Linked DNA regions of Mus musculus: region 1 is linked to region 2. Evidence: chromatin loops called from intact Hi-C (ENCODE). Cell type or tissue: heart. All regions are shown on one strand. Each heading gives the region's core, and the rest is flanking DNA. Links, peaks and the distances in the headings are about the cores only. Region 1 holds the start of Kremen2 (kringle containing transmembrane protein 2). Region 2 holds the start of Srrm2 (serine/arginine repetitive matrix 2).

Region 1 (9,847 bases), core at 564-8,563, 58 kb after region 2:
CAGGAGCCATGCCAGCAGTGGCACTCTAATGTCCCCAGGAACGGCAGAATTTCCTGCGTGCTGCACCCTGGCCAGAGCTGTCCTCATCATGTCATAGAGCTGCATGCTCCTCTCCCTTAGCAAACAAGCCGTGGAACAGCCACCCCTGTGGGATAGTAATGGCCTGGTGCCTGCCGCTGTCTTCTGCTCATCTGATTCCCTCAATAAACCCTGTGTAGTCTCATGGTACAGAGCTGCTGTGTGTCAGTAATAGTCTGCGCTGCCACAAACCACATACCGCCTGCCAAGTGCTGGGGACATTGTGGATTTGGTTGGTAACTCATGGGCAATGGTGTTTGCTTGGCCTAGATCAAGACTTGGAGGGGACCTGCTGAGGAGCTATCCCCAGCCCTGGGGAAGGCTTGAAGAGTGGGCCATGTACTACCTCTCAGCTTGAGTTCTTCTGAGCTCATGAGAATGAGTTATAGTGAGCCACAAATGGAAGCAGTGCCCCAAGTGAGCCACAAATGGAAGCGGTACCCCAAGTGAGAGCCACAGATGAAAGTGGTATCCCAAGCAAAGGCCAGGTTTGCCTCTTGAGACGCTGGGCACCTCCTGGGCAGGCAACTCCCCACTTTTCATCTTCGTCATTAACTGGCTCTGATTACCAGCCATCCTGGGCCTCCACCTGAGATTTGTCTCCAGTCAAAAAAAGACAGTCTGAAGGCTGGGGAAACGGCCCACTTAGTAAAGTGCTTACTACATAGCTATAAGGACCTGAGTCAGATTCCCAGCACCTCTGGGGCACATGTCTGTAATCTCAGCACCAGGTAGAGAGAAAGGATTTCAAGTAAAAACTCGATGGTGGGGTTTGATTTGGGTTTATGAAACATGGTTTCTCTGTGTAGTCCTCCTTCTAGGTAGCTGTCCTGAAACTTACTCTGTAGACCAACCTGGCCTAAAACTGAAATCCACCTACCTCTGCCTCCTGAGAGCTGGCGTTAAGGATGTGCCACCACTGCCCAGCAACTGTGGGATTTAATATACATTTCCATCCCTCTACTTCCATCTCACCTGGAGACCAACTACTCACCTTGCAACGGGAGGCTTCCACACCCACTTCTCCTCAGGCCCCTCCTCAGCCCGCCAGTGCAGACTCCACAGTTCCTGCCATGGGGTCCTCTCCCTGGCTGTGTGTGTCAGGTGTGATTACCTCACTTAAGGACCAGACACCAGAGATGTACTTAAGGATGTCTCCAGGGCCCACTTGGTCTTTAGGCCTTCCTCCACTTGCCTCAGCCTACAGCCTCTTGCTCGGGAAGATATCCAGTACTCCAGGGAGACCAATCTTGTTCTTATTCTGCAGGACTGTAATAGACTCAGTGTGACCTTCCTGACCATGGCAGAGGCCCCTGCCAAACAGGAGGGTATTAGAGGCTTGGCACGCTTTCCTGCAGCCCTAGACACTTGTGCCCTGTCCACGCTGGTCTCACTCCACACTGCCCCCAAGCCCACCAGCCTGTCCTGTCCAACACACACTACTGCTTTGAACAATTTACCAAGATCAGCTGCCAAACACTCCCTGTTATTAGCTCATGCCTTTGGTGAACCAGGTCTCTGGGAGGTCTGAACAGTGTCCTTTGCCTGGAGGCACACACAGCTTCAATCAAAGTGGCAGCCCCTAACTAAGGCTGGTAGCTCATCCTCTCCTGTGCAGCTATGGGCAGAAATCTAGACTCCAGACAGTTCACTGGCCAAATCAGGCCCTCTAGGTTCATCACCAGCATCTTTTTTGTTTGTTTTTTGTTTTTGTTTTTGTTTTTGTTTTTTTTGTTTTTGAGAATCAAGGTCTCAAATTCTATGTGCCTATAGTCCCAGTACTCAGGGAATCAAGGTATGAGGATCTCAGATGAGGCCCGATGGGGCTACCTAACAATTTGCACGCCTGCCTGAGCTACATAGCAGACCCCACTGAGAGTTAAGGCCAGGCAGTGCTTTGTTATCCAGGCTGACCTTGAGTCCTAGACCCAAGTCATTCTGCTGCCTCAACCTGCCACATTTAGCTTAGACCACAGGCATGCACCAGTGTTCCTGTCCCCATCTCTTACTTAACTCAGAGACAGTTTAATTAATTAGAGACTATAATTAATCTGCATCAATCCCTCCACCATCTCCACACAGTGTGACATAGTCAGAGAAGAGTGTTGGTGCATGCAGGGTTACGTCTACACTCCAGAGAACTGGCTGGTGAGCCTGTGCATCAGCAGGGGCAGGAATCACTTTCAGATTCGACTTGCCATGGCCTAACTAACCTGCCATTACTAATTCACCCTCCCTGACCCAGGGAAGCTCAGCAAAAAAATAATGAGGTGATCCTGGGTGATCTCAGGAGTCCAGGTCACAGTGGACACAGGGGGCCTGCAGCAGTGTCCTGACCCAGAAAGTTCCACAGGCTTACTGCTCACCAGCCAGGGACCCCTGATGTGCTTCAGTAGGCCCTGCCTTCTCTGGTGCCTGGGCTCAGCCAAGAGAACTCAGGGACTACAAAGGGTGAGATTGCAGTGGCCCTTGCCATGGTCCCAGGAAGGAGCCAGCTGGGACATGAGACCCCAAAGCTCTGCCTGGGCAATGACAGAGATTTGGGGAGTGGAGGTCAGACATAGCTTCCTCTGCCTGCTGAGACATTCATTGGCCACTCGCGAGGGCCTTGTGCTTTTGCTTCTAGTCCATGGCTCCCCTTTGGGTCACAGTGTCACCCCTACCGCACCCCCAGAGGAACAGGCTACTGCTAAGATGGAGTAACCAGGGCCTTGACTTCTTGAGGTGACTCTGGGGAGAGAAAGCCTTGATGCCACAACCCAGAGACAACAGACAGTTCTGCTAGTGTGTCCCCTCCCTCATGCCTGACACCCGAGGGATGAGGATCCAGCCCTCACCCCACATTACCCTCCTCCCATGGATTCAATCCTTCATCCACATTAACAGGTGCAGGGTGCTTGGCCAATACCACGACCTCCTCTGAAACACGGAGGTCTCTTCAGACCCAAAGCCGAGGGGCTGTCCTGGTACCAGTAGGGTCTTCAGAGGGACAGTAGGGAAGGCTGTAGAGGGCCATGAGGCTCTGAAGAGAGGGTCGCCAGCTGGCCCTGACCCGGGCTGTGGATGAAGACAAGCTGTAGCTCTCTCCAGTTTGAGGACACCTCCAGCCCTCATGGCAAGGGCTGCTGGCATCTGGACCTCCAGGCCTGGGCACAGAGAGAGTCATGAGAAAGAGAGGAGAAGGTTCTAAGGAGATGGCTGTGGGCAGAGGCATGGAGTCAGGAGAAGGAAGGTACCTCTTTGAGACAATGGTAAGCCAACGCCAGGAGGGCCAGGAGGGCCAGGACACCAGCAGCAACTGGGACCCCCACAGGCATTTGCAGCTCCCAGCTGGTGCCGTAATTTTCCTGCGGAAAGAGAAGACAGAGTCAGAGGTCTGGGGAAGCAGGACGAGAGAATGGGCAGGATACAGTTCCTACCTTTCTGCTCCAAACCAGCGGACTCTGAAACCAAGTCATGGTGGTTCCTCACCAACTACTGTTGGGTCTCCAGGATCTTCTTCCCAGAGGTCCCCACACCCCTGACACCCCCTCAAGTCAGTCAGTGTAGCAACCACCAGGCGAAGTCTGATTGCAAATGACTGGACAGGGCCTTTCTGTTTAGCCATCTCATCCTTCGAAAGTGAAACCTTTCCTTCCCAGGCCTCCTGTGAGGGAGGGGCAACGAAGAACCAGCATAACCCATAGCCCCAGGTCAGTAGCCGCCCTTCCTGAGAGGCCCCTCCAGAAGAATTTTATGGCTGGAGCAGACAAACTGACTCCACCTCTCAGAATTACCAACCTAGTCCAGAATGGCAAATTCCAATAAATCACCGAGAGTTCTCTGGAAACAGTTCTCTAGCACCCCCTAGAGGCTGGAGGCAGATGTAAATAGCAAAGGTAGCTACCCTCTGTGCCTCCCAGAGGCAAGACTTGCAAAACTGCTGGACACATATTTCCCCAACTGTGGCATCCCAGTAGGGAAACTGAGGCAGAGGAAGCTCAAGAAATTTAGATGAACAAAGTCATGGGTATCCATGGCTGAGTGTTCCCTAGCCCCGACAGGCTGTGAGCACTTATGACAAGCCAGCAGCAGCTTATGTTACAATGAAGGTGAGTGTGGGACTGGTGATATGGCTCAGCGGGTAAGAGCACTGACTGCCCTTCTGAAGTTCCTGATTTCAAATCCCAGCAACCACATGGTGGCTCACAACCACCCGACAAAGGGATCTGACGACAGCTACAGTGAGTGTACTTATGTATAATAATAAAAGTCTTTGGGCTGGAGCGAGCAGGAACTGAGTGATCAGAGTTGACTGGAGCAGACAGAGGTCCTAAAAATTCAATTCCCAACAACCATATGATGGCTCACAGTCATCTGTTCGGCTACAGTGTACCCATATACATAAAATAAATAAATCTTTTTAAAAAAAAAAAAGGTGAGCGTCGTACACTGAGGCAGCCGAGGCAGCCCTCTCACTTCTCACTGAAGTACACTGAGGCAGCCCTCTCTCTCACAGTTGGCCAGGTGGTGGTGCAGACAGAGGAAACGGACATGGTATAGCAGTAGGCTTTTGAGACCCAAAGCATCAAATGGCACCTACACAACGTCTTACTTATGACCTATGACCAAGGAAGGTGTGATTCAGAGAGGAAGGTGTAATTATCGGGAAGTGAGAAAGACAAGCAGACTCTGAGGTGGGGGAGGGGAAGTGTGAAAGCAGGCATGCATGCAGAACACCACGTGCCACCGCTGAGAGACCCGGATATCCAACTGAGAATTGTGGGGTTCCTTTTGCTGAGTCTGCATTGGCATCTACCCTCACTCTGATGGGCTCAAATGCACCCTGGGAAATGTCCTGGGGTAATGCCACCCAATGTCTCTCTCTACACACACACACACACACACACACCTTGAGCTGGACAAACCTGATATCATGTGCTTCCAAGGAAATACAAGCAAAGGCCACCCACCCTCATGTCCAAGTTTTCTGTTCTTGTCTCTCTGCTGTCGCCACATAACAAGTATGTGCAGGTAGTGACAGATCAGGAAGCTTCTTTGTTCACCAGGGTCAGGGTCTTAGGCACTGTGACCCTATACTAACTTTCAGTACTTTGGTTTCTCCAGCTGTGAAAAAGCTCTCCCAGGGAGCCTGCAGTGGGATCGCAGCTCTCAGTGGAGGTGTGGGGAAAGTAATGGGACTTATGGTCCTGGACAAAGAGAACTAGAAGGTGGGCATGGTGGCCAACACTTTTAATTCTGTCATGCAGGGGGCAGAGGCAGGGGAATACTGTGAGTTCCAGTCCAACATGGTCTATTATGGCAAGCTCTAGTCCAGCAGGGCTACAAGTAAGACCCTGTCTAAAAATATATAATTTTTTTTTCTAAAGAGAGAGCTGTTGGGTGTGGTGGCACACGCCTTTAATCCCAGCACTCGGGAGGCAGAGGCAGGTGGATTTCTGAGTTCAAAGCCAGCCTGGTCTACAAAGTGAGTTCCAGGACAGTCAGGGATACACAGAGAAACCCTGACTGGAAAAAAATAAAAAAATAAATAAAAACAAAAAGAAAGAAAGAAAGAAAGAAAGAACAAGAGAAAGAAAGAGAGAGAGAGAGAGAGAGAGAGAGAGAGCTACCTGGTGTCCCTCCCTAGCCACATGGTTCTGTGGAGTTAGAGAACCCCAAAGATGTGATAGGAACAACGGTGTCAGTGCCCAGCACCTAGAGCAGACTCTACTTGAAACCAGGCTCCAACACTGACTAGCTAGTGAGCCCATAGTTGCCAAAGGCCTCTGAGCCCCAGTTCATGGACCTGCAGAATGGGGAGGTGCAAATGTTCCCCTAGGGCCATGGGAATGCTGACAAGCTGCTGCCTGCACAGGGCTGAGTGTGGAATGCTGGGGAAGTGTGTGTGTTAGTGGTGCGGGGCATGTGGCCTGTCTTACTTTTCAAAGGTTCCTCAGCCACCCCAGACTGGAACTTGTGGCAGGAACACACTTCCTCTTTCCACTCAGTGTCCCCAGCCTGGTAACTGAATACCATCTCTCTCCCTTGTCCCTTTGCAGGAGACAGGACTGGGCAGATCCATCCTAAACTCTGGAGAGTTGTTTTAAGGCCCACTGTTCGTTGGCCAACTCTGCCATGCATGAGATCATGGACATTCACTTGTGTTCTTCGCTTCTTCCTCCACTGGACTGACCCTCACATAAAACGTGAGGGGAAAACTACAGAGCTTCAACATTCATTTTTGCCCTCCGGTGGAAAGGGAAGGACAGACAGGTCTTCTTGGAGTGTCCTTGTTAGATATCTGGAGGGCTCTGGTAGAGTCAGTACAAGAGGGGGACTCCCGGCTGGATCCTCATCTTGGCTGCTGAGCGAGCTGCCAGAGGAGGCGCCACTCACTAGCCTACAACCTAAAGCAAGTCCGTCTCCTTGGAATACCCCACCTCTATCGCACTCCCTCCACCCCCTCGCAACTTGTGGTAGCCCCAAGAACCTTCGCATGGGGCGCCAGCTACACAACTGTAGGGCTCCCACAGCTAATCTTTGATCTCTGCCACGTACACTTGGGCCTCTCAGAATGCTCCCTGTGAATCTTGTTTCTCCATCTGCTTCAGGACGTGTGTTAGGTGGCAAACGCTCTCAGGACGGTCAGAGCTGGGTCAAGTCAACCTGGGTCCAAGGTATACAGAGGTTAGTTAGTAAAGGGTGGGCAGGCTGGTCTGATGGGCAAGGGGTCTGGACAGGGTAGGGCTGCCTAGAGTCCCCCACCCCCCCATCTCCCTCCCCGGGTCCCCGCCCCCGCCCTCCCACGCACCTGCGCTGGCCTCCCCCCAAGCCCCGGGGCAGCACTGGGAGATCAGAGGACTCGGAGGAGTCGGGCTCAGGGGGAGGGGGCGGGGAATTTCCCCCCACGCTTGCCTGGGCCTGCTCCCCTCCCCCTCCCCTCCAGGTGGGGGGCACCGCTTGGGGAATTCCGCCAAGGCAAGGCTCCGGAGAGCCTGGGCTGGGGTCCTAGGGAGTGGAAGAAATGGAAACGGGAGAGGGGGCGGGCTGGAACCGGGGGCGCAGCTGCCTTCCTCCCCAGACACCAGCTGCCCCTGCCTGTCGTGGACTAAGCGTCCACGATTCCTGTCTGTCTCCCGCGATCAGGGTCAGGGAGTGGCGTTTTCTTATTCAAGCCAGCCGCGGCGGGACCTGGGGAGACAGAAGCGTGAGGATTCCGGGAAAATGTGCGTGTGAGCGTCTTACAATGAATGAATGGATTGAATGGGAGCGCGCGCGCACTTAAATCTGGGTGCCTGTGTCCTTTTGACTGGGTGCAGTCGTGGGAGGGAGCCCTGTAACTCTCCCGTTAGGGTCCTCTAGAGGTCTGTTAACCTGGTATGTGTCCCTCCATACTCTCCCAATAGAACCCACACCGACCATGGAAAAGAAAGAAGAAAGGGTGGGAGGCATGTGTTGGGACGGTGGGGGTCCCGGGGATCAGGCGTGGGAGGCGTCTGGACCTGCTGCCTGCGCTGCAGTCGCAGGCGGGGCTTCCAGCCTTCCCTAGGGGGTGTGGGACAAGAGGGGAGGGACTTGTAGGGACACAAGGGGGGCAGGAGGCAGTGCTTTAGAAACCTGGGTGAGGGAGTCTCAAGGTGCAAGGCACAGTTCGATGGGGTGAGTGTGGGGACCCAGGCAGGACCCAGAGCTAGAAAGCCGAGCCTGAAGTCACCTCCGGCCAGATACCTTCCCTAGAGACCCCTGAAGAGCGACAGCCGGGTAGAGATCCCGGGAAGGTATTTCCTGGTCTCAGACCGGCAGCGCCAACAAAAGTAAGATCAGGACTGACGATCAAAGGACAACGCCCCCTGCTCCTCAGGTCACCTGGGAGATCCTAGACCCCGTGGGTGTCCCAGGCCGTGTTCCGTCCAAGGCACCATCTCTTTGATTAGGGAAGATGGGGACACCACATCTGCAGGGCTTCCTCCTCCTCTTCCCATTGCTGCTGCGGCTGCACGGGGCCTCAGCAGGGAGCCTGCACAGTCCAGGTGAGTAAGGCAAGGTGGCCAGGCCAAAGTCACTGCTCTCTCCTGGGCCCCAGGGAAGGGGTCCCAAAGCTGGAGAGGCGGGACAGCAGGTGGGTGGAGCAGTTGAGCAACCCGAAGGCCCCCTCGGGGATGGGAACTGGGGAGTACTGGCTGGGACCAGGCTTGAGGAGGCCCAGTGGGTGTCCAGACTTCTCCAGATCCCGCGGTTGCCGGGCAGGCTTGTCCGAATGCTTCCAGGTGAACGGCGCTGACTACCGAGGCCACCAGAACTACACCGGCCCACGCGGAGCTGGACGCCCTTGTCTTTTCTGGGACCAGACACAGCAGCACAGCTACAGCAGCGCCAGCGACCCTCAGGGCCGCTGGGGGTTGGGTGCGCATAACTTCTGTAGGTGAGGAGGGGGGTTCTGGGGTGGGTGGGTGGGTGGGAGGGTGCGCTTCAGCAAGGCTGGACCAGTGGTGGCAGGAGGAGGGACAGAGAGGCGTCTGCTCTGGCCTGGTACAGTACCCTCAGAAAGATTTAAGGTGGGCCCTATCTCAAACGAGGTTCGCAAGGTTTGCAAAAACCCGGCTTTTAAAGATATGTGACCGTTTTTTCTGCAAAGCCAGTCAGAGCCAGCACAAAGGCTTACACCCTCAAGAGGCCCTGGGATGCCTTGTCTGGTTGGATCCGCCCCCTGGAATGATTTGACTGGCTCTGCCCTACTTGCTTGAGCAACTTCTACAATCCTTCATATGAGGAGTTCAAAGACACAGCTTTCGTTTGGAGCATTATCAGTCAGGGGCTGGAAAGGGGGCCACTTTTTTGCCCAGCCATAAAGCTTAGGGCTTACGATTTGCACCAGCTGTATGCAAGAGAGTAGTGAGGACCCATTGAAGTCAGGTCAAGTCTAACAACCAGAACAAAACAAAACAAAACAAAAACCTTTCAGGCTCTTATAGAGCCTTTCCTCCTCTTGGAAAAGTCAGCATCCCGGAGCAGGTGGGTGGAGAATGTACTGACAAGAGAGGAACCGGCTCTCTCGGTGGCCACACAGCATAGACCATAGGCCAGAGAGTGGCCTTCTCACTATCTCCCTCCGGACCACAGGAACCCAGACGGTGATGTGCAGCCCTGGTGCTACGTGGCAGAGACAGAAGAGGGCATCTACTGGCGCTACTGTGATATCCCCACATGTCACAGTGAGTAAAGTCAAGAGCCCACCCAGCCGGAGGGTCACTCAGAGGTGAGACACTGACTCTGCTCCCTCCACAGTGCCTGGGTACCTGGGCTGCTTCGTGGACTCTGGGGCACCCCCTGCTCTCAGTGGTCCCAGTGGCACCTCCACAAAGCTCACTGTCCAAGTGTGCCTTCGATTCTGCCGCATGAAGGGCTACCAGGTACTGTCCTAGAGCCCAGGCCAGTGACCCCTGACCTTGACCTCAGCACCCTACCCAGCTCCCAACACAAATGCCAAACTTGACACTAACTTCTGAACCCCACCAATTCCCTACTTCCCGCCCCACTACTCACCCATATCCACCATCCCTGCCTTTGGGGTCACCCAGTCTGTGCTCCCAGCTGGCTGGTGTGGAGGCTGGTTATGCCTGCTTCTGTGGCTCTGAAAGTGACCTGGCCCGCGGACGTCCAGCCCCTGCCACCGACTGTGACCAGATCTGTTTTGGCCACCCAGGCCAGCTCTGTGGAGGCGATGGACGACTAGGCATCTATGAAGGTGAGACGTAGACCAGAATGAAGGGTGGAGTCTAATGTGCCA
Region 2 (9,840 bases), core at 1,841-9,840:
TGTTGTATGAATTTTAGCAGCAGCACTTCGAGACCTGTGAGTTAATGGAGGGCAGGGGAGACCAGGAAAATCAGCTCAAAGAAGAATAGAAAACCCCCTCCACCCCCAGTTAGCAATCCACTTTCCTGTATGTACAACCTTTTTTTTCCAAAAAAAAAGAACCAAACCAAAAAAAAAAAAACCAACAAAACAATAAACAAACGTTCTTAGTCACATGACTCAATTCATTTTCAAAAATGAAAATACAAGTCCTTTTTTGTTGTTCTCTCTCTTCCCAATATAATCCCAAATAATAAAAGTCCCTCTACCCCATTATTCACCACCCTCCAATATACCCAAACCTTCCACCCAGGCCCTTCCCTACCCACTTCATTCACAACTCACCTCTGAGCCCACCTCCTTCAGGAAGCCTTCCCCGATTAAGGAAGCCAGGGTAAGGACTCCTTTCTCCCTCAGACACCACCAAACCAGCAAACCACCCCCGCCCTATTCTGGCAGTCCATATACATCGTAACAAACAAAAAATAAAAATAAAATAAAATAAAAAAAGACAAGGGGAAATGTATATGTCTGTCCATCCTGTTGCTTTAGCCTGTCAGCTCCTAGAGGGCAGGGACCGTGTCTTCGGAATGGTCTGTGCAGCGCCTAGCACACCGTGGGCGCTCAATAAATATTAAATTGATTAACCCATCATTCCCTCTCCCTCCATTCCTCATGGACCACCCCTTACCGACTACGAGAAGTATCAGAGGAAGAAGCAGAGTCCGCAGAAGTTGACCGATGAGCTCGACGGCTCTTAGGAGCTGGTGTTGTACTTCGAGACCTGAAGGAAAACCACCACAAAGCTCAGGAGACTGTCATACCTAGCATGAGTTCTCCCAACTAATTTCTTTTTAAAAACAAAATTGGCTTTGGCATCGTGGGCCCTGCCTTTAATCTCAGGACTTGGGAGGCAGTCATGTCAATCTCTATAAGGTGAAGCCAGCTTCATCTAGAGCGTGGACTCTATAATTGAACTACATAAAAAGACCCTCTGTCAAAAAATATTAAAAAAATTTTTAAAATTACATTTAGTTTATTAAGTATGTAAAAGGAAGTCAGAAGACAAGTTATAGGAGTTCACTCTCCCCTTCCAATACGTTAAGTTCCAGTGATAAAACTCTGGTCTTTAGGTTTGATAAAAAGGGCCTTCACTTCCTGAACCAGAGGTAGACCAGGCTGGCCTCTACCTCCTCCCTCTCTCTCCCTCTCTCCCTCTCTCCCTCTCTCTCTCTCTCTCTCTCTCTCTCTCTCTCTCTCTCTCTCTCTCTCTCTCTGGCACAATTATTTTTAATCCTTCCCCAAGGGAAGCATTTTTCTACTTCCCCCAAACACACTTACCGTTTCCTCTTCTTGTCCTTTGATTTGCGTTTGCTCTTTGGAGTAGGAGACCTAGAAAAGAAGGAAATGTTTAAAAAGTAATTTTAAAATAGTAATAAAATCTGAATCTGAAGTGAAATGAAAGTAACAACCCAAGCAAGTATTATTGATAACAAGTAGGTTAAAGATTTGTGCTCTACTAAAAACAAAGGGGGAGGGGGAGATGGACACATCTTACAGACCAAATATAGAGTAAAACAAAGTCATCAAACAGTAACTCACCACTCCCATATACCACTATGTCTCCCCTAAGAACAAAAAGCTTTCTTACCTGTGTTTCCGTTTCTTGGACTCAGATTCTGACCTGTTTGTGAAAAATACAGAAAATCATTATTAACCCACACCTACCCTTCAATTTAAGAGCTACCTCCAATCACCCCCAAGAACTTCCACCTTAGCCAGAGGTGGTGGCTGTATTTCTTTAATCAGCAGAGGTAGAGGTAATAGATCTCTGCCAAATCAGAGGCCAGCCTGGTCTATATTTTGATTTCTAGGACAGCCAAGGCTATGCAAATACCCTGTTGTTTTTAAAAACCAAAACAACAAAAAGAACTTTTTATCTCATACCTGTGCTTCTTCTTCTTTGAACTCTTCTTCCTCTCTCGTCGAGGAGAACTGCTCTCTGACCTGCTAAAATGGGTTCAGAAGCAAGTCATTCTACTTGGCTTTCTTTCTGGCTATAATTCTCAAAAATGCTTCAAAAGCACCAGAAAAATCCAACACCATCAACAGCCACACTTAATTCACTTTTACATTCAATCAGTAAGCATAAAATTCAAATCCAAAATACTGCTTCCTTTTTTGGCTGGGCTACATAATCAATGATTTCCCACTAAGTATACACATTTCCTCTCAGCTGAAACCTAAAAAGTAATTCTGTTCCCTCAACTGTCACTGCAATTTGATTCTCTGCTACCTAAAAGCAAACTCAACTTCTAAAAGTCCAACAACAGGCAGTAACCCCTGGATACTAGTGTAACTCTCCAACCAACTTACCGTCCTCTATCTTTCTTCTTTTTCTTCTTCTTTTGCTTTGGAGTTGGTGAGCGAGAACTGCTGGTCTCTCGAACAAGGCTGAAAAAGGCAAAGAGATTCTAGATACCAAGCAAGACATATTTCTTTAAAACATTTCACCTTAGGGGCTGGAGAGATGGCTCCAGAGGTCCTGAGTTCAATTACCAGCACCCACTCACAATAATGGAATCTGATGCCCTCTTCTGATGCCCTCTTCTGGCATTCAAAATCTATATGCATACAAAGCACTCATATACATTTAAAAAAAAAATCACTCTAATGAATAAATATACTACCCCAATAAATAAATGGAGCAGTTCACTGATAACTTTCACCTTAGGACAACTGCTACACACCAATTTTTTTTGTGCTTGAAAACTTCAGAATTAAAGGATTTAAATTTGCTAGGCAGCGGTGGTACACGCCTTTTATCCCAGTACTAGGAGGACAGAGACAGGTGGATCTCCTAAGTTTAAGGCCAGCCAGGTTCTACAGAGTGAGTTCTAGGACAGCCAGGGCTACAGAGAAAAATCCGGGGGGGGGGGGGGGCGGCTCGGATGTAAATCCTGGGTGTGTGCATCTGTGTGTGTGTTTTATGTTTTAAGGTAGGTCTCACTATATATCCCTGACTGTCCTAGAACTACCTACTGCAGAGCAAGGTGGCCTCAACTCACAGAGATCCACTTGCCTCTGCCCTCAAAATATTGAGATTAAAGTCATGTGTCACCCAGTTTTATTGTTTGTTTTGAGACAAGGTCTTACTATGTAACCCTGGCTATACTGGAACGCAGAGATCTGCCTACATCTGCCTGGAGTACTAGGATCAAAGGCATGTACCACAACACCCAGCTTAAATAATTTTTTAGAAAAGTGAAAATAAGCCAGGCGTACGCCTTTAATCCCAGCACTCGGGAGGCAGAGGCAGGTGGATTTCTGAGTTCCAGGCCAGCCTGGTCTACAGAGTGAGTTCCAGGCCAGCCAGGGCTATATACAGAAAAACCCTGTCTCGAAAAACAAACAAAACAAAAAAGTAAAAATAGGAACTGATAAGCAGTTAAGAGCATAGGCTGCTTTTTGTAGCTAGGGGTCTATTCTCAGCACTAAGGGATGCTGAACCATCTGTTACTCTAGCACCAAGGGAATCCAATGCCCTCTTCTGGCCTCCAGGGGCACCAGGGCATTTTATAAAAGGATACATATAAACAAAAACTCATACATTTTTCTTTTTTAAAATTGACTCCAAAATAACAAAATCTAAGAGTTTGGCAATAAGCCATGGGTCATGGCAAATAAATGCCATTAATCTCAACAGTTAGGAGGCAGAGGCAGATAGATCTCTAATTTAAAGGCCAGCCTGTTCTACATAGTTCTAGGAACAGCTAGAGCTACATAATGATACTGTCTCAAAAAACAAAACAAATAAAAATAAAGTTTGGAAATAGTCTTCTAGTAATAAATATAATAGAATATGTTTAATCCAGGAAGGGATTCAGGCCTTTCTCCTGAGTACCTGTATGGTTTGGGAGGCTCAGGAGCTATTTGTTTAGCTTCTCGAGCACGTCTCTGAGGATCAAAAGAACTGCCATCCACATAGGAGTCACTGATGCCAAAGGCAGCACGGAGTCGTTCATTCTTCTTCTCATTCAGTTCTGCCAACTGATGGGTCTCAGTTACCCTGAAAAGAGCAAAAATCAGAGCCCTAATTTAGAACTTAGTTATAAGGAGGAATTAAACAGTTAGGCTAGGGACTAAGGAAGATGAAGGCAAAACTGAATCCTACCCAGGTAAAGAGAAAAGGCAGCAGTAGCTGTAACTTCATAGATCCCAAAAAAGGAAAAAAGAGAACAACACTCACACTGGTCTCTGCCCTGGGGTTTCTTCCTTGGCCCCAGGGTTCACATCCTTTTCCAGCAACATGAGTCGAAAGGTCGCCACTTTTTCCTGAATTTGCTGTTCTTCGTACCTGAAGGATAAATCCCTTCAAGGTTAAGAGCATGACAGGAGTTTTCCCAAGTCCCAATTTTTAGATGCTTCCTCTTCCAACAGGGTCCTTTTTCCTTCTCCATGCACACAATATTTTGTACTCACTGTCACTCAAATTGTTCCTAAGTTTTCCTCATCTTTCTCCACGACACTCCTTCCTTCTCTACACTATGCTCTCTAGAACAGTGGATTTTAAACATGCTACACAATTCAGGTGCCAAGAGAGGAGGGCTTGCTGGTGGAGTTCCCAGTGCTCCTTCCCAACTTCAATAAGAAAAGATCTTTTATTTCCTGGGACTTCAAGGAAGACAAAATGTATAAAAGGATACCACTGCTCAAAGTTTGAAAACCACTGCTCTAAACAGTTTTCTGCCTGAATGTGCTCCTTTTCCAAAATATCACTTCTCTGACAACTCATGATATCCTCTATTCAAATTCTCTTTCAATCCGATCTTCTGCCTTTGCCACTTCCACAGCCACAATCCTTCAATCCACCTACCTTTCTCCTCCTACCAATAACAACACCTATCAGGTTACCTGGCTCTTCTACCTTATGCTCCTTTCCCACACAGCATGCTTTTGTTCATTCATGTTCCCCTTCCCCTTCATAAATTCAGCTAAGTAATTCAAACCCCCTTACACTGCTATTAATTCTCCAGAAAGTTTCCTTGACATCCCACTATGCACTGACCCATGCCTCTTCTCAATTCTTCAAGCTCATTTTCTTCCTCCCTTACAACTTCTCTAAGACTCTTTCCACCAGCTCTAGTTTCTTTCCACACATCCCACCTAACACCCAAACTAAGCACTCAGTGCTTGGAATCTCCCCACCCATTCCCTCACCCCTGCTCTTCCATCATTTCCTCCAGCTCGAGGCATCGCAGCTCCACGCGCCGCTTGCGCTCGTGGTCCAGGATGTCAGGATTAGGTCGCTTCACCAGGGCAGCCTCCAGGTGCCGCAGTTCCTCCTCTCCCTTGTAGTCAGGCCGCTCACCACGGCGGCCCCGCACCAGGGACAGGTTTCGCTGAACGTAGCCGTTGGTGCCGCTGCCCCGGGGCGTCGGCAGCCCGATCCCGTTGTACATGGCCCTGTGCCCAGGGGGCACCACCGCTCCTGAGGGGGCGCGGGTAGATACCAGTCAGGCTCCTGGCTCCAATCTAACTACTTACCACATCTCCCACATCCCTGGCTCTCTTACTTAGCCCTTAGTACAACACTTAGTCTCACACTGAATCTCCATTAACAAAATGTTTCCTCATTCCACTAGTCTACAAACAAATCCCTCCTTTCATCCTCCCCACACTTCATCCTTTTCACTCAGCATCTACTTACAAGTCCTCACAATGTACTTTCAAATTCTAAGCCATTCTTCTTTTTACTTATATTTCCATTCTCTAAGAAAACAAGAATCTGGGTTCTCTCAAATCTCTTCACACTATCCCTTTACTGTTTGGCCACAATACGCACAAATAGTATCTTCACCAAACACTCTAAATGTAACTACTACAGGTAACCAAATCCTCCAAATACCATAACACACACCATGGATCAGAATCACCTAATAAAAGCCTAAGTCCATTTTCAAAGCCTCCTCCAAGAAAATATTTAAGCTAACTTGAACAAACACAAAATGGATTAAACAGTCCTAGGTATCTAAATAGGCAAACTGGCTAGTTAACATAAACCAAGTGTGCTATGTAGTCTCATACCCAAACCACATGCAAGCAAGCACATCAGAAACACAGAAATCATGGACATACTTCACTTGGGGAAGCTTATACTTCACATGGGGAAGGTGAGCCATCTCTTTGACTCCAAATATTCATAGCTCCTACCAACTACAGTGATTTTATTATTTTAGTTTCCTTCCCAGTAAGGTTTATCACATGGCTTGCAGCTCCTCCAAGTCTGGCTAGCTCTTGTTAAATATTGCCTGTTTTCAACTCAGTCTAAACGCAAATTCGTTCTCTGTTCCAACTGTCCTCATACTTTCTCTACAAATACCTAGAAATGTTCAAATTCCATACCTTTAATGTAAAAGTGTTGACTTTCAATCAATCAATCAATCCCTGTTCTGACACTTCATTGTTTTTCTAAGTCCTGCTTTACTCTCCAATTTAACAGTTTTCCTGTAAGGTTCTACCTTTTCATGGTGTTCCAAGCTCAGCATCACTAAACTCTCAAGCTCCAGTTTTTTGGACTGTATTACTCATTCCCTATTCCCTTCTAACTATGTATGTTTTACTTTTTTCCTCTAACACATTTTCTCCAAAATAGGGTCTCAAACATGGGAAAGAAAACTAGCATCAAAACACACACACAGGGGAAAGCAGAGGTTAGTAAAAGCAGATAGCAGAGATGGAGCTGGGTGAAATAGTACCATATCAATGCCCGGTTTAAAAAAAAAAACAACAACAACAACAAAAAACAAACTGAAGTGTGTTGCCTGGTTCTGGTGGCACTGCCTTTAGTCCCGGCACTTGGGAAGCAAGGCAGGTGGATCTCTTGAGTTCTAGGCCAATCTGGTCTATACAGCAAGTTCCAGAACAACCATGGCTACAAAAAAAAAAAATCCTAGTCTGGGGATGGGGACATGTCACCAAAGTGCGGGGGGGGGGGGGGGGGAATCAAGGAAGATGCTGAATGTAAAGCAAACACCCAGATGCACTTTTGCCCCATTTCATCCTCAAGCCTAACATAAGTCCTACTCAATCTCAACAGTTAACACAAGAGGAAACTAAAAGCAAGAAAGGTAAATCTAGGAGAGACAACAAGAGTAAGAGATAAGGCTAAATCTAAGAAATGCAAAACCTTTTTTACAGCCCCCCCCCTCTAATGTTTCTGTAGTACCTTCTAACAACCACTCTTGATAGTCTTGGAAAAAGAAAAACCAATCCTTCCTCACTCTAAATCTAGGGCTTATATTGCTTTCTCACCTAACAGTCCTTCTAACCACTCATATTTTCACCATTTCACACAAAAATCCTCCCACACCCTACCTGAAGAATGAAAGCTAAGCAAAAAGTATTAGAGTCACAGTTTTGGAGAATTTTCAGAGACGAGCTAAAGGGGGAGGGGGGACTTACATACCAGCAGCCAAAAACAATGCTTGAAACACTAAAAGGGAAACCACAACTACCAAAACCAGGAAGTATTTAAAACAGGAGCCCAAAGCATGCAAGCCTCTCCAAGAACAAATTGCCGGCAAGGGAGGAAAACTTATCAGAATGCCAAAATACAAAGAGGTAGAAAATTAGCAAACTAAGATATTCAAGAAACAGCGACCGAGAGAACAGCAATGATCAAGGAAAAGGACGCTGAGTAAAAAATACAGAGAACTCAGAGCTGAGACACTACTGACTGCATAGGCACCATGAAACATACAAGCTACAGTATACATCCAGGCCTAGGCCCCACTCCCACGGAAAAAGGCAATAGTTTCCTTTTGAATCCACAATTAAGAGACATCTTAAAAGAACTGTAAGATGGAAACAGCAAGGAAGAACGTCATCACCAAGTAATGGCTGACTGAAGCCAGGCTATTAAGTCAAGAATTTTTTCCCCATCGAAAAGCTCTAAAAGGCTTAGCTTTAATATTTGAGGAGACCTTTTTAAAAACAGGGTAGGAGCCGGGTGTGGAGGCAGAGGCAGACGGATTTCTGAGTTCGAGGCCAGCCTGGTCTACAGAGTGAGTTCCAGGACAGCCAGAGAAACCCTGTCTCCGGGGAAAAAAAAAACAAAAAACAAAAACCAGGGTAGGAGCCAGACATGGTGTCTCATGCCTTTGATCCCACAGAGGCAGGCAGATTTCTTGAGTTCAATGCTAGCCTGATCTACACGGTTAGTGCCAGACCAACCAAGACTATTTAGAGGCCCTAGCTCATAAAACCAAACCGTAAAAAAGAAATAAAATAACAGGGTTGAAAGGAGCACATTGGTCTTCCTTATACACGCAGGCTGAATACTTTCGCGGTTTTATTATCCTCACTTTTTAAGACTTGGGGATCCCCCACCCCCACGCACACACTCACAGCCTCTGATACTAACGAGGACGAACGGTTTAAATCCTGGCCTCCGAAAGTTCAAGGCCTCCTCCCGCCGCCCACTGGGCAGCCCAGCTTATTTTCGGCCTCGAGGAGGGGGGAGGGGGCCACGCGGCGCCCCGCGGTCTGGGCGGCTCTGGCCGTTTCTCAGGCCCCTAGCAGGGCCCGTGGACCCACGCCGGAGCCGATCGAGGAGAGGTACCAGCAGGTCCGAAGCTCGGGCGGGGGACAAGTACCTCCGCTGCCGCCCTCTCCCCGCCCCCTAAAAGACCGAAGAGGACGACCGCGGAACGACGGCCTCCTCAGCCCCAGGTAGAGCAAAGGAGAGAAGCAGAGCCTCGCGCAATGCTGTCTCACCGGGGGCGCGCGGACGAGACCAGGCGGCCGCGCGCGCCGCGGCCGTGTGGGGGAGGGGCGGAGGAGTTGAAGGCCGCGCGTCCCAGGAACCGCGGGAGGGGGAGGGGAGGAAGGGAAGGCGACCGCGCCGGCCGAGGCGACGAGCACGCGTGCGCGCGGCGGCCTGGGCCGTTCTCCCCGCGCTCTAGCCTCCGGCCCAGCCCGCCGCCCCTCCCCCACCCGGCTAGCGCGCTCCCTTTCTCTCACCCGCCGCCGCCGCCTCCGGCCGCCGACTGTCAAACAGGGAGGTCCCGCCGCAGCTGCTGCTTAAGTTTTCGTATCCCTCGGAGCCTGAAGCCGCCGCCTCGTCGGTCCGCCCGCCTCAGCCGCCGCCGCCGCCGCCTCCTCGCTTCCTCAGGGGCCGCAGCGGGCTTCGACTGCGCCACTCGCACCCCGCCTGGGCAGCGTTGCGCGTCAGCACGACCTAGTGCGTCAGCACGCAATCATGAGAGCCGCTGGGCCCTCTGGGAACCGTAGTGCGTCGTGCGCAGGCGTTGAAGCCACAAGGAGGACCTTAGGCGAAGGGACGTGCTACTGAAAAGTCGAAAAACCCCGAGTCCCGTCGGGCACTGCGGGGAAAGGCGTGGCTCCGTACCGAAGCTGCAAGGTCGGCTGAAAAAAAACTTCTGTAGGAGGGGGGAGGGGCGCGGGGGCCGCAACCCACAACACCCGGGAGTAGCTCAGACGCACGCCTTCCGCGCACAGAGTTCTGGGAGCTGTAGTTCGGTTTTAGAGAGAAAACGCGTAAGACTCCTCCGCTAGGCAGGGTCGCCATTTTATGTGACCGTGTTGGGTGGCAGTGGCTCAGCAGCTTTACCTAGTCACTGTGACCATGGTTTTCTTTAATGTGTACGAGGCCCCACAGCACCGAGTCTTCTTCGCAGGAAGAGGTGCTTCAGAGTCAAGCCACCTGACAGCTCTGGAGCCACTTGAACCCGGCTTCTGGCCCAGTATCCGGTGCTTTCCACAGTTTCCACCTCTGTA

What was found. A loop is a pair of places that touch in the nucleus more often than their neighbours do. Peaks named below come from ENCODE experiments on the same cell type or tissue, not always from the same donor. Only the 100,000 strongest peaks of a DNase experiment are listed, where the experiment ranks them.
Region 1: a loop joins it to region 2, with 1.9 times the contacts of the local background. A loop is called at or near these places in 5 of 42 quality-filtered maps.

Annotation. Positions count from the first base shown.
Region 1 is chr17:23,743,178-23,753,024 of GRCm38, reverse strand. It overlaps Kremen2 (kringle containing transmembrane protein 2), which reads left to right and starts at 7,196. Exons shown (of 10, transcript NM_028416.2): 1 at 7,196-7,286; 2 at 7,922-8,090; 3 at 8,308-8,482; 4 at 9,181-9,272; 5 at 9,346-9,470; 6 at 9,652-9,805. The coding sequence starts at 8,000. 9530082P21Rik (RIKEN cDNA 9530082P21 gene) reads right to left here and starts at 3,789. Exons shown (of 3, transcript NR_015472.2): 1 at 3,315-3,789; 2 at 2,926-3,224; 3 at 1-1,347. It overlaps Flywch1 (FLYWCH-type zinc finger 1), which reads left to right. Exons shown (of 8, transcript NM_001357994.1): 8 at 1-230. In heart, for the core only: CTCF peaks have their summits at 3,933 (motif pointing left) and 6,443; DNase peaks (open chromatin) are centred at 3,054, 3,804, 6,514 and 8,184; H3K4me3 peaks cover 2,648 bases; H3K27me3 peaks cover 4,131 bases.
Region 2 is chr17:23,802,622-23,812,461 of GRCm38, reverse strand. Srrm2 (serine/arginine repetitive matrix 2) reads right to left here and starts at 9,237. Exons shown (of 15, transcript NM_001368687.1): 1 at 9,064-9,237; 2 at 5,260-5,530; 3 at 4,289-4,396; 4 at 3,944-4,108; 5 at 2,416-2,493; 6 at 1,987-2,049; 7 at 1,691-1,723; 8 at 1,381-1,431; 9 at 731-823; 10 at 1-34. The coding sequence starts at 5,501. Gm52285 (a long non-coding RNA gene) reads left to right here and starts at 8,690. Exons shown (of 2, transcript XR_003952234.1): 1 at 8,690-8,772. In heart, for the core only: CTCF peaks have their summits at 3,618 (motif pointing left) and 5,365; DNase peaks (open chromatin) are centred at 5,411 and 9,481; H3K4me3 peaks cover 4,109 bases; H3K27ac peaks cover 2,470 bases.